Linked DNA regions of Homo sapiens: region 1 is linked to region 2. The links are chromatin contacts, found by Hi-C or POLR2A ChIA-PET in ENCODE. All regions are on one chromosome and are shown on one strand. The core of a region is the stretch at or near the end of the contact, and the rest is flanking DNA. Distances in the headings are between cores, read along the strand shown.

What was found. Hi-C counts contacts between places; a loop is a spot of excess contacts on that map. ChIA-PET counts read pairs that join two places held with the same protein, here RNA polymerase II (POLR2A). Pooled maps may share reads with other maps.
Region 1: a loop to region 2 is called in a map of CD4-positive, alpha-beta memory T cell, with 2.7 times the contacts of the local background. The contact joins two enhancer-like sites. A Hi-C loop is called at or near these places in 1 of 168 maps with a recorded cell type or tissue (CD4-positive, alpha-beta memory T cell), 6 of 37 single-sample maps with no recorded cell type and 12 of 50 pooled maps. POLR2A ChIA-PET finds 5 or more read pairs at or near these places in 3 of 52 experiments (CD4-positive, alpha-beta T cell, GM12878 and OCI-LY7).

What each region holds. Positions count from the first base shown.
Region 1 is chr10:62,523,823-62,529,341 of GRCh38, reverse strand. No RefSeq gene overlaps it. Among named protein-coding and RNA genes, the nearest start is that of ZNF365, 150 kb to the right of the region's middle. RefSeq lists an enhancer at 1,792-2,011. Within about 2 kb of position 1,886, at least 5 of the 41 ENCODE cell types and tissues checked have a DNase peak (open chromatin) inside an H3K27ac peak, as active enhancers do.
Region 2 is chr10:62,431,482-62,437,519 of GRCh38, reverse strand. It overlaps a transcript of ZNF365 not described here. Among named protein-coding and RNA genes, the nearest start is that of ZNF365, 60 kb to the right of the region's middle. Within about 2 kb of position 4,204, at least 7 of the 41 ENCODE cell types and tissues checked have a DNase peak (open chromatin) inside an H3K27ac peak, as active enhancers do.

The sequences.
Region 1 (5,519 bases), core at 637-3,136, 94 kb before region 2:
AGGGGTCAAATATCCAAACCATAGCAGGCTGCCTTCATGTCTAGGCTAGGTAATACTGGAGGGAAAACACGGTAAATTCACAAATGATTTGACCAGACTTTGAATTCAAGTCTTATTCCTCAACCTGGATGCTACCATTTATTTTTCAGAGACTTCACATAGTAGCTGGTCCTTGCATTCAGTCCAGAATTTATAACTGCCTTCAGTAGGAGAGATGGGGTGGAGTGTGCTTACTCCATCTTCCTTGGAACCAGAACTCTTAAGTATGCTTTTAAAATTATTTTCAAAAGTGCCACTATTTTCATCTCATCTAGATTAAATTCAAGACCCAAGTGATAATTTCATTGGCCATCATTAGTTCTGTTACAGGCTATAGATGAAAACAGTCTTGGAGTCAATTCTTTTACATGTGACATTATCTTGAGTAAATTACCTATTGAGACTCTGTGTGTCAGTACTCTTACCTTCACGATAGGGACACAGGTCAGAGATAGCAATTAGTAATTAGTTAGAAATACATTGCAGTAGTCTAGGAAAGAAGTAATAGTGGCTCAGATCAGAGTAGTCATCATAGTAACACAGAGAGCCTCTTTGGCTTTTTTCATCTCACATTCATAGTCTATCCACCTTGATTTTCAAGATAAACAAGAGGATGTGGTCAAACAAAAAAGAGTCACTGTTTCAGTTCTTTTTTTTTTTTTTTCTGCCTCAAACAGAACCTTGATCTTTGTTAAAGTTCAGTATGAGGAACTGGTTTTGAATATTCGAGAGAAGAGAAAGTTTAGGAGTGAGGCTAGAGTAGGGCTGGAAACAGCATAGTTGTCTTCAAATAGCTAAAGGACTGTTTAATAGAAGAAACACTAAATGTATTATAAGCAAGCAGACACAAATAGAACTAAAGGAAAGACATTACAAGGAATCAGTTTAGCTTAATGGCAGGAAGAACTTGGTAATGGTTAAAGCTGTCTGTCTTAGTCTGTTTTCTGTTGCTTATAACAAAATACCTGAAACCGGGTAATTTATAAAGAAAAGGCATTTATTTGAACAGCAGGAAAATGGTGGATAGAAGGCAGGACTAACTTCCAGCTCCCACTCAGATGGACAGAGCAGCTTGTGGAGATGCACATTGTAAACTTTTACTCCAAGAACTACTGCAGGAACATACCCGGAAAGCCTAGAGAATCCACAGACCCTTTGAAGGAAGCAGATTGCTCCTGCAGGCCCCAGAAGATGGTTGAAAAAATGTGAGTGCCCAAAGTGTGAAAGGGGGATTGTCTGCCCTTGAACACACACCTTCACGGGGGAAACTGAAGGTCCAGATAATGGGAGAAGGATTTGATCTTACCTAGAGTTGAGACAAATTTAGAGAGCTAAGCAAAATACAAGGGTAGAAGTAGTGGGAAGAGCCCTGTGGGCTCTCTCGGTCCCCAGGGAAGCCATTTCTGACTTAGTCTCACAGAGATCCTTGGGAAGGGCTGCCAGAGGAACTGGGAAAAGACCACAGGGAGAAAGAAACTTCCAGCTGAACTTTGTAACAATTTCAACTGAACACAAATTTCCTCGATAGAAACTGGGGGAGGAGGTGAATCGGGAGTGGATACACAGCACAGAAGCCGCAGCAGGCAGGGAGGCACAAGACCTGAAAGCCCTGCTTGCTTTCTCAGCTAAAAGGCTAGTAGCCTGTGGCAAGTTCTCAGCCCTGCTCACTGGCTGCCTGGAAATAAACTCAGTGCTGTTGGTGGGGGCATGGTGGGAGTGAGACCAGCCTCTTGGGCTGCATGGGAGCTAGGTGAAGCCTGTAACTGCCAGCTTTCCCCGACTTCCCTGGTGACCTGCATGACACATCAGAGGCAGCTACAATCCCCCTGGGAACATAACTTCACTGGCCTGAGAACCACATCCCCATACCCCACAGCAGCTGCAGCAAGCCCCACCCAAGGAGAGCCTGAGCTCAGACAGGCCTAACCCTGCCCCGACCTGATGGTCTTTCTCTACCCACCCTTGTAGCCAAAGACAAAGGACATAATCTCTTCGGAGCTCTAGGGCTCCACCCACTGCCTTGATCCTCCCTATACTATGGCAACTGATGCTCCCCTGAAAGTGCCACCTCCTGGCTGGAGGCCAACAAATACAAAACTAGTGCAATAGACAAAACTACAACTAAGGACCCTCACAGAATCCATTTCACTCCCCTGCCAACTCCACCAAAACAGGTGCTGGTATCCAAGACTGAGACACCTGAAGATGGTAGACATGAAAATGGTTCACATCACAGGACTTTGGTCAGACACTCCCCAGTACCAGCCCAGAACCCAGTAGCTCCACTGAGTGGCTACATCCAGAAGAGAAATAACTGCAGTTTGGCTCTCAGGAAGCCACATCCTTAGGGGAAGGGGAGAGCACTACATCAAGGGAGCACCCCTTGGGACAAAGAATCTGAACAGCAGCTCTTGAGTCCCAGATCTTCCCTCTGACATAGTCTGTCCAAATGAGAAGGAATCAGAAAAACAGTTTTGGTAAAATGACAAAACATGTTTCTTTAACACCTCCAAAAGATCACACTAGCTCACCAGCAATGGATCCAAACCAAGAAGAAGTCTCTGAATTGCCAGAAAAAAAATTCAGAAGGTCGATTATTAAGCAAATTAAGGAGACACCAGAGAAAGATGAAGTCCAACTTAATGAAACCAAAACAATGATACAGGAAATGAAGGTGATATGGTTTGGCTGTGTCCCCACCCAAATCTCATCTTGAATTGTAGCTCCCATAATCCCTATGTGTCATGGGAGGGACACAGTGGGAGGTAATTGAATCATGGGAGCAGAGTTTTTCCCATGCTGTTCTCATGATAGTGAATAAGTCTCATGAGATCTGATGGTCTTATTAAGGGCAATTCCCCTGCACATGCTTTCTTGCAGCCATGTAAGATGTGCCTTTGCTCTTCCTTTGCCTTCTGCCATGATTGTGAGGCCTCCCCAGCCATGTGGAACTGTGAGTCCATAAAACCTCTTTTTCTTTATAAATTACCAAGTCTTGGGTATTTCTTCGTAGCAGTATGAAAATGGACTAATACAGAAGGGAAAAATCTTCGGTGAAATAGCATAAATAGAAAACAATCACAATTTTTGGAAATGAAGGACATACTTAGAGAAATGCAAAATACACTGGGAAGTCTCAGCAACAGAATCGAACAAGCAGAAGAAAGAACTTCAGAGCTCAAAAACAGGTTTTCAAATTAACCCAATCCAACAAAGACAAAGAAAATAGAATTTTTTAAAAAATGAACAAAGCCTCCAAGAAGTTTGGGACTATGTAACTAAACCTAAAAATAATTTGTGTTCCTTAGAAAGAAGAAATCTAACAAGTTTGGAAAACATATTTGAGGGAAAAATCAAGGCAAACTTTCCTAGCCTTGCCAGAGACCTAGACATCCAAATACAAGAAGCTCAAAAAAACACCTGGGAAATTTATCACAAAAAGATCATTGCCTAGGCACATAGTCATCAGGTTATCTGAAGTCAAGATGAAGGAAATAAATCTTAAGAGCTGTGAGGCAAAAACACCAGGTAACCTATAAAGGAAAACATATGAGATTAACAGCAGATTTCTCAGCAGAAACCCTACAAGCTAGAAGGGATTGGGGCCCTATCTCTAGCCTCCTTAAACAAAACAATTATCAGCTAAGAATTTTGTAACCAGTGAAACTAAGCTTCATAAATGAAGAAAAGATACAGGTTTTTTTTTAGACAAACAAATACTAAGAGAATTCACCACTATAAAGCCTGCACTACAAGAACTGCTAAAAGGAGCTCTAAATCTTGAAACAAATCCTCAAACTACACCAAAATATAACCTCCTTAAAGCATAAATCTCACAGCACCTATAAAGCAAAAACATAATAAATAAATTTTAGAAAACAAGGTATTGAGGCAACAAATAGCACAATGGATAGAATAGTATCTCACATCTCAATATTAACATTGAATGTAAATGGCCTAAATGCTCTACTTAAAAGATACAGAATGGCAGAATGGATAAGAATACACCAACTAAGTATCTGCTGTCTTCAAGAGACTCAAATAACACACAAGGACTCACATAAACTTAAGGTAAAGGGGTAGAACAAGATATTCCATGCAAATGGGCACCAAAAACAAGCAGGGGTAGCTATTCTTTTGTCAGACAAAACAAACTGTAAAGCAACAGCAGTTAAAAAAGACAAAAAGGAGCTGGACACAGTGGCTCATGCCTGTAATCCTAGCACGTTGGGAGGCTGAGGCAGGAGGATCACCTGAGGTCAGGAGTTCAAGACCAGCCTGGCCAACATGGTGAAACCCTGTCTCTGCAAAAATACAAAAATTAGCTGGTATGGTGGCATGCACCTGTAATACCAGCCACTCCGGAGGCTGAGGCAGAAGAAGCACTTGAACCCAGGAGGCAGAGTTTGCAGTGAGCCGAGATCATGCCATTGCACTCCAGCCTGGGTGACAGAGCAAGACTCTATCTCAAAACAAACAAACAAACAAACAAACAAAAAACAGACAAAAAGGGACATTATATAATGATAAAACGATTTGCCCAACAGGAAAATTTCACAGTCCTAAATATATATGTACCTAACACTGGAGCTCCCAGATTTATAAAATAATTACTACTAGACCTAAGAAATGACATAGACACAACACAATAACAGTGGGGGACTTCGATACTCCACTGACATCACTAGATAGGTCATCAAGATGGAGAGTCAACAAAGAAACGATGGGCATAAACTATACCCTAGAACAAATGGACTTAGCAGATATTTACAGAACATTCTAACCAACAACTGCAGAATATACATTCTATTCATCAGCACATGGAACATTCTCCAAGGTAGACCATATGATAGGCCACAAAACAAGTCTCAATAAATTTAAGAAAATCAAAATTATATCAAGTACTGTCTCAGATGACAGTAGAATAAAACTGGAAATCAACTCCAAAAGGAACCCTCAAAACCATGAAAATACGTGGAAATTAAATAACATGCTCCTGAATTACTGTTAACAATGAAGTCAAGAAGAACATTAAAAACTTTTTTTTAACTGAATGATAATAGTGACACAACCTATCAAAACCACTCAGATACAGCAAAGGTGGTGCTAAGAGGAAAGTTCATAGTCTTGAATGCCTACATTGAAAAGTCTGAAACAGCACAATTAGACAATCTAAGGATACACTTCAAGGAACTAGAGAAACAAGAATAAACCAAACCCAAACCCAGTGGAACAAAAGAAATAACCAAGATCTTTGCAAAACTAAACGAAATTGAATCAAACAAACAAACAAAAAAAGATAAATGAAACAAAAAGCTGGTTCTTTGGCTGGGAGCAGTGGCTCATGCCTGTAATCCTAGTACTTTGAGAGGCCAAGGTGGGTGGATCACTTGAGGTCAGGAGTTCGAAACCAGCCTGGCGAACATGGTGAAACCCTGTCTCTACTAAAAATAAAAATTAAAAAATAGCCAGGCGTGGTG
Region 2 (6,038 bases), core at 2,955-5,454:
ATTACAATTCCTTATGAAATCCCTTCCTGAGAAAGAATTAAAATAGCTATTTATTCTCAAAGCCTCTTAGAGAAGAATATTGATTTCCTATTTAAAATTTGACATTTACTCTATGACGTGCGTAGAATTTCCAGAAAGCAAGGAAACCATGACGAAGTTACCCTAAAGCTTGATATAGATCAACTTTTTTAGATAAATTTCAGAAAACTACATTTTTTAAAGACAAAAAAAGTTAAATTCAGCCAAACTGCTACTTACAAATCATTAGTCGCAAAACAGCCAGTTGCTTAACTGAATTCAACCACATACATTTCCCTGCCTCCACCCAATCCTATTTTCCAAAACACCCACAGACACATATATTTGTATCTATGGGTATAGATTGTGGAAGACTTTAAAATAAACCATCCAAAATGATCTCTGATTCTGAAATCACTGGAAACAGAGAATACATTTCTCATACATACATTTAAATGTGGTATTTGACTCTCCCTCTTAGCTAGAGAGAGTTTATGTGGAATTTATAAGAAAGTTTATAGTCAGAAGTCCATCTGCTTATAGGTCTTGTTTGAAATGCTTGGTGTGTGTGTGTGCTAGCCACATTTTTTGGAGCACTCGTTGTTTACGGTGCATTGAGCTAGGCATTTAACCCTCCTAACCAACTTATGATATAAACAGTACTATCATAACCATCTTACAGATGAGCCTGCTCAGGCATATTAAATTCCTGGCACAATGTTACCAGCTACAGGGCTAGATCTTACTAGATCCCAATTGGTTGTCCTTCCATCATTAGCTTTTTCAGTTAATTGGCTCTGCTCAACAAGAAGCAGGAACTTAGTAAGTGCAATGATGTTGGTCATGAAGGGTGCTGGCAAGATTCAAAAGGCTTCAGGAAATATTCATTTCTTAGTGAATAAAAATTTCTTGGTGAAAATCTTCCTGCCTTAATGAAATAATGAACCTAATTAACAACTAAGGTCTTGTAAAGCATCAAAATTATCCTTTTTAGCATTATATTTTTATGTGTTATTACAAATCTGGATATGTTCTATAATTTTATTGTGTAACTAAATCTCAATTGTTATTTATTTTTTTGCCAGTGGCTTTTTTTTCTCCTAAATATAAAGAATGATTCCCTGTACCCTCTTTTAACTTCCCCAAAATAATCACTTAGTTTAATTAAGGGTTCTAGTTACTTTAGTACCAGTTAACCAACTTTTTACCCTATTTAATTTATATGGCTGTTGGAACTTTCCTATTTGTCTAGAAGAAAATTCCCATGGCCTGGAAAATTGCTTGCTTGCCTGGTGGGATTGCCAGTTACACGCTAATTATAGTATCTTTTATAATACATTAGATGGTGGTGGCTCCTTTATATATATATAAGTGAAACTCACAAAGACGTTCAGACCAGTGCATCAGTAAGGCTGAATAAGAAAGAAAAGTAACAGTCTTAAAGTATTACGGTATTACAAAAAAAACCAAATACCCATGAAGTAAAAATTTTGAAGAGTCTCAGGTGTGAAATCCTACATTCCAAGCATTAAGTTAAAAGGACAAAATACCACAGAACTGTCAGAATGGGTAGCCTTCTTTTGCACCAATGCTGAAATATCATTTTTTATACAACTAGTCTTTTGCTAGATATTTCAGATAATGACATCAAATTTGAGTAGGCTGTTTATCCACTTTGCCTATGGGGAAGAGACTGGTTTTTAAAAGAAATGAGTTTGTTTTCTTGTTATGGAAGAATTTAGGCATTGCCAGAAGTCTGGATGGAAATGTAGCTGTAAATATCCATGGTAAAAATAATATGCATGGTAGCTAAAAGAATGGATGAGAATTGGGATTGATTTTTCATTTCTGATGATCAAGCCATTATAGATCTCCCTTGATTGGGAACAAGCCATTTTTCCATAGTCTTTGTCAGATGATATTAAAAGTCTATGGTATCTTGCTATTATTGGCCGAGTGTTATCCTTTAATCTCCTGAAAATGGGCTACTAACATTCTGCAGCATTTAGGGTGGAGAGCCTTGCACTATTCCAGATCTCTAACCTTTTTCATCACTTAAACCAGAGCTAGTGTTGAATACAAAAGGACTCAGATAAATATATCTCAGGCATGTGTGAGGCAAAAAATGAAACCTTCTTCTTGGGAGTATTATTCAGAAGGTTAAGTTTATCAGAAAAAAATTTACCTCCAAACGCTAGACCTGGGTGCTGGTCTTGCCATTTCCTTCGTCAGTCCTTTATCCTCCCTGGACCTCAATTATTTCACCCACCAATGCAGAGACACATGCTCATCTGTGAGTGAAGAAGATCATGTCTAAATAGTCCTTCCCAAATCTCAGCAAGTCCTATAAACTAAGATCTTTCTTAGTCTGTCATTAGCCAGTCATTCTTTAAGTTGGTTTCTCTATTTAGTTTCCAAAATACCCCTTTCCACCCTCTGAAATGGTCTTATTTATTTGTCAGATTTTATTGTCTATCTCTGCTTCTGGAATTCAAGCTCCATGCATTCAGGAACCCATCTTGTTCATTGCTGTATCCAGAGGGTCTGAAACAGTGTCTGATGCATGGGAGGATTCAAGAAGTAATGTTGAAGACATGAATAAATAAGTTTCCTCAATAAATAATACTGAATACTAAAAGAAGAAATGTATGATTGATGAGTTTTCACTCTTCTGAATGAGGTTATTCTAATGTCCCTTGTTAGCAGATGACTTTGTGAGAAGAGATTAAAACAGCTTAAGGAGGCTGCCCAGAGCTTGCACTCTGCAATGACAACACTAATTTTGTTCTGATTTCCAGTATACTTCCTTGCTTAGGGGAGAAATGTCCTATTTCACTGTCCTTCTGAGGCAGGCTTTCCTACTTCAAGTGGAGCCGGTTCCGTGCAGTCTTCCAAGTAGGTAAAGTCATTGACTGCTTTCAGTGCTTTCCCTGCTAGTCTCAGTCCCACCGACATCTAATTATATTAATATGCCAGAGAGAAAATGCAAGAAGGCTCTTCATTCTAGGATGAATGAATTGTTCAGGCCCTTCCTAAGAGGAAGTATCAATTTAGAGCAGGGACAACACACAGTCCTTGAGCACCTGAGGTTAAGTATACCCACAAACGTTTGTAAGCATTGTGATAAAGTTGCACATTAGCCCCACCAAAACCTCTCCACCCATCAGTTGATTTGTTTTTCATTTGATTGTTGTTTCTCCAATTTACAGGGAGAAAAAAAAAATAAGGTTTGCTGTGTTGAAGCACCACTGAGCAATCTTAGACCCGAAGCATATCTTACTGATTATCTAATTCAATGTTTCCCAAACTTGTCTGAACAAAAAAATCACCCAAGGTGCTGGTTAAAATATCAATTCTCAGGCCTCACCCTGCTGATTCGGATTCCGACAGGTTTGGGTGAGGCCAAGTGCATTCAGATTTTTTTAACACGTGCCCCAGGTGATCCTTATGTTCAAGCAGGTTTAGGAAACACTAACACACACATTTTCATTTACTAGCAGAAGAAACTAAGTCTGAGAAAGCCCTGAAAGTACATCTGGGTCACACAGCTCACTAAGAATCTTCAGTTCCTGGACCTGGATTCTTTCCCTTGTACCAGCCTGCCTCCACTAAATCTCCATCCCACTAAAAAACTATAAAAATACACACAAGGAAACTAAGCACCCCCAAAACGCCTTAACTTCCTCTGTATTTCCAAATGAAAATGTTAGCTGACTTATTTCAATATTTCCTTGTTGTGAAAACATTTTTTTTAACTCCAATCATAATGTGTGTTTGGCCTGGATTGGGGTCCAGGATTTAAAGGCAAGCTCTACCGATGCCATCTCAGGATGCTCTCAACCTGACTTGGAGCTCTGTGGAGTTGACCTTCTGCTTCTTAAATCCAAATCTGGATCGTCATCAAGTATCACTTGGTTTATCTGGTGAGTAAAGAATCCAGCGAGGTAGGTGTTCAGAGCCACTTTTTCATCATCAGGAACTAAAAGCAATTACTAATCTGTTTTCACTAATGCAGTCCATCTGTGCATGAGCAATTTGTGTGGTTTTCCTAAGAAGGACATCATATTCTCTGTTTTTTTAAATGCTTAATACTTGCAATCAGAGGGACAGAAATATCCAGCCAGCCCCAATTCTTATAAAACAGAGCTGAAAGCAGGTGATTCAGCTGACTTTAGATGACTCAGCCCGCCTCGATGGCCAAAGTTGGTGAGTCATTTGTCTACTGTCTGAGAGAATTCATTTCAGGAACCCAAATTTCAGGGGCCTCCAAAACTCATTAAACTGTTTAGTAACTCATTACTTCTATTGGAGTTATTGTAGCCTTTCCTTTACCTCAGTTTTTATTCCTGTTCAAACAAATCCAAATCAAACTTCATATCAAGCAGTAGGTTCTACAAGGAACAGTCCATGATCTAGGATGAATTTGAAGTTCCTTTTGGTTTGATTTCCCTGATAATCTGAGTTTTTAGGGAAAACCCAAAGTGTGGAGTGGTTTTGCTGTGGACAAATCCTTAAGTTTGTTAAATCTCATGATAAATGAAAAGTGAGAGGAGTTAATGCCTAATTTGGGTTTACTGGGAAAGATCTCCATGTACATTTTAGGGCTTTCAAGAGAATATTCTGGGGACTGAAACTTTTTCATATTATTTGAGATAAAGAAGTGGTCTTCTTCCTGATTTTCATCAATCTTACTGATATATTTGGAAATCTTTTAGGGCCTGATACTTATCCTAATTGGCTCTTGCAAAATTGCCCGTCTTCTGTCATTATAATAATGGTAATAGTTGCTATCATTTGTTGTGCATTTACATTTTACCCAACATCAGGCTAAACTGAAAATATGGAGGTATTAATATACTCACAATGGTCTTAAAAGGCAGTGGTCTTTTAAAAGATTTCAAGGTATTAATTGTTTAAGTAAGGGGCTTAGAAAAAGAACCCAGGAAATGTCAATGGTCAATCCATCTGTGCTAGGTTTGTAAATACTAAGGTACCCATTTCAGTGAAATTCTTCCTGGAAATCAGACTCCAAGACAGAAAAACAGAAGTCCCTCAAACTATAGGAGCAGCCCTGACCTGCTGTCATTCCTAAGGTTGCTTCCTGCTATGGAAGATTGAATTCAGGGTTGAATTAACAAAGTATTGGCTCAAATTACTTCTGAAGCACATGAGTAAAATGTCTGGGACCAAATGATGGAGACAATATGGGAAACAAGAAACTGCTCTCCTAAAAACTGCTCTCCTAAAATATCTTATTTGCCCCTCAGCTCCCAGCAATGCTAATCCGGACAAAGGCTGGACCCCTCACCTCCAGAGCCCATGTTCACAGGGCCACGGCTTGCAGGTTTAACCTGCATCCACTCATGAACAATACTGCTGGAAGTCTCAAGTGGCAGACAAATCACAGTAAACCAGACTAAAAAATAGCTTAAACATCTTCCAACACTTTATTTTTACAGATGTGAAAGCTGGGATCCCAAAAAGTGATTTGCCCATGCTCACAGTATGTTTTTGTGACCAACTGTAAGTTACCTCAGGTCTCTCATTCTTCTTTCAATACCAAACCCTGCCTTTGTCAGTTTTGGATCTCAATATCACTATTGGAGTTTCTATTTGCATTGGGTACTTTAAAAAAAAAAAGGCAAACAAACAAACAAACAAAAACCCAAATGCTATTTAAACCTCTCTACTTAAAATGGCAGACTGGAGAACTTATCAGATGGCTGTTTTTAGGAAAATCTTTCTTAAAATAATACCCATTCTTATCCTATTCTTATATCCAGAAGCTCATCCTCTGTCTTGCTTTGTCTTTGTCAACAAAAGATTATTTTGTTGTGCAAACCCTTTTGCCTAGAGGCTCATCATAAACATTCACTCCCAGAAATATACTGAGATCTGCATCGTGGCATTGGTTGGAACCATCAAAAATAGGGTAGACCCATCAGTAGGAGACTGGTCAAAAAAGATGCATTAGACTATGCATTAGACTATTAACAGCATTAGACTATTAACAGCATAGA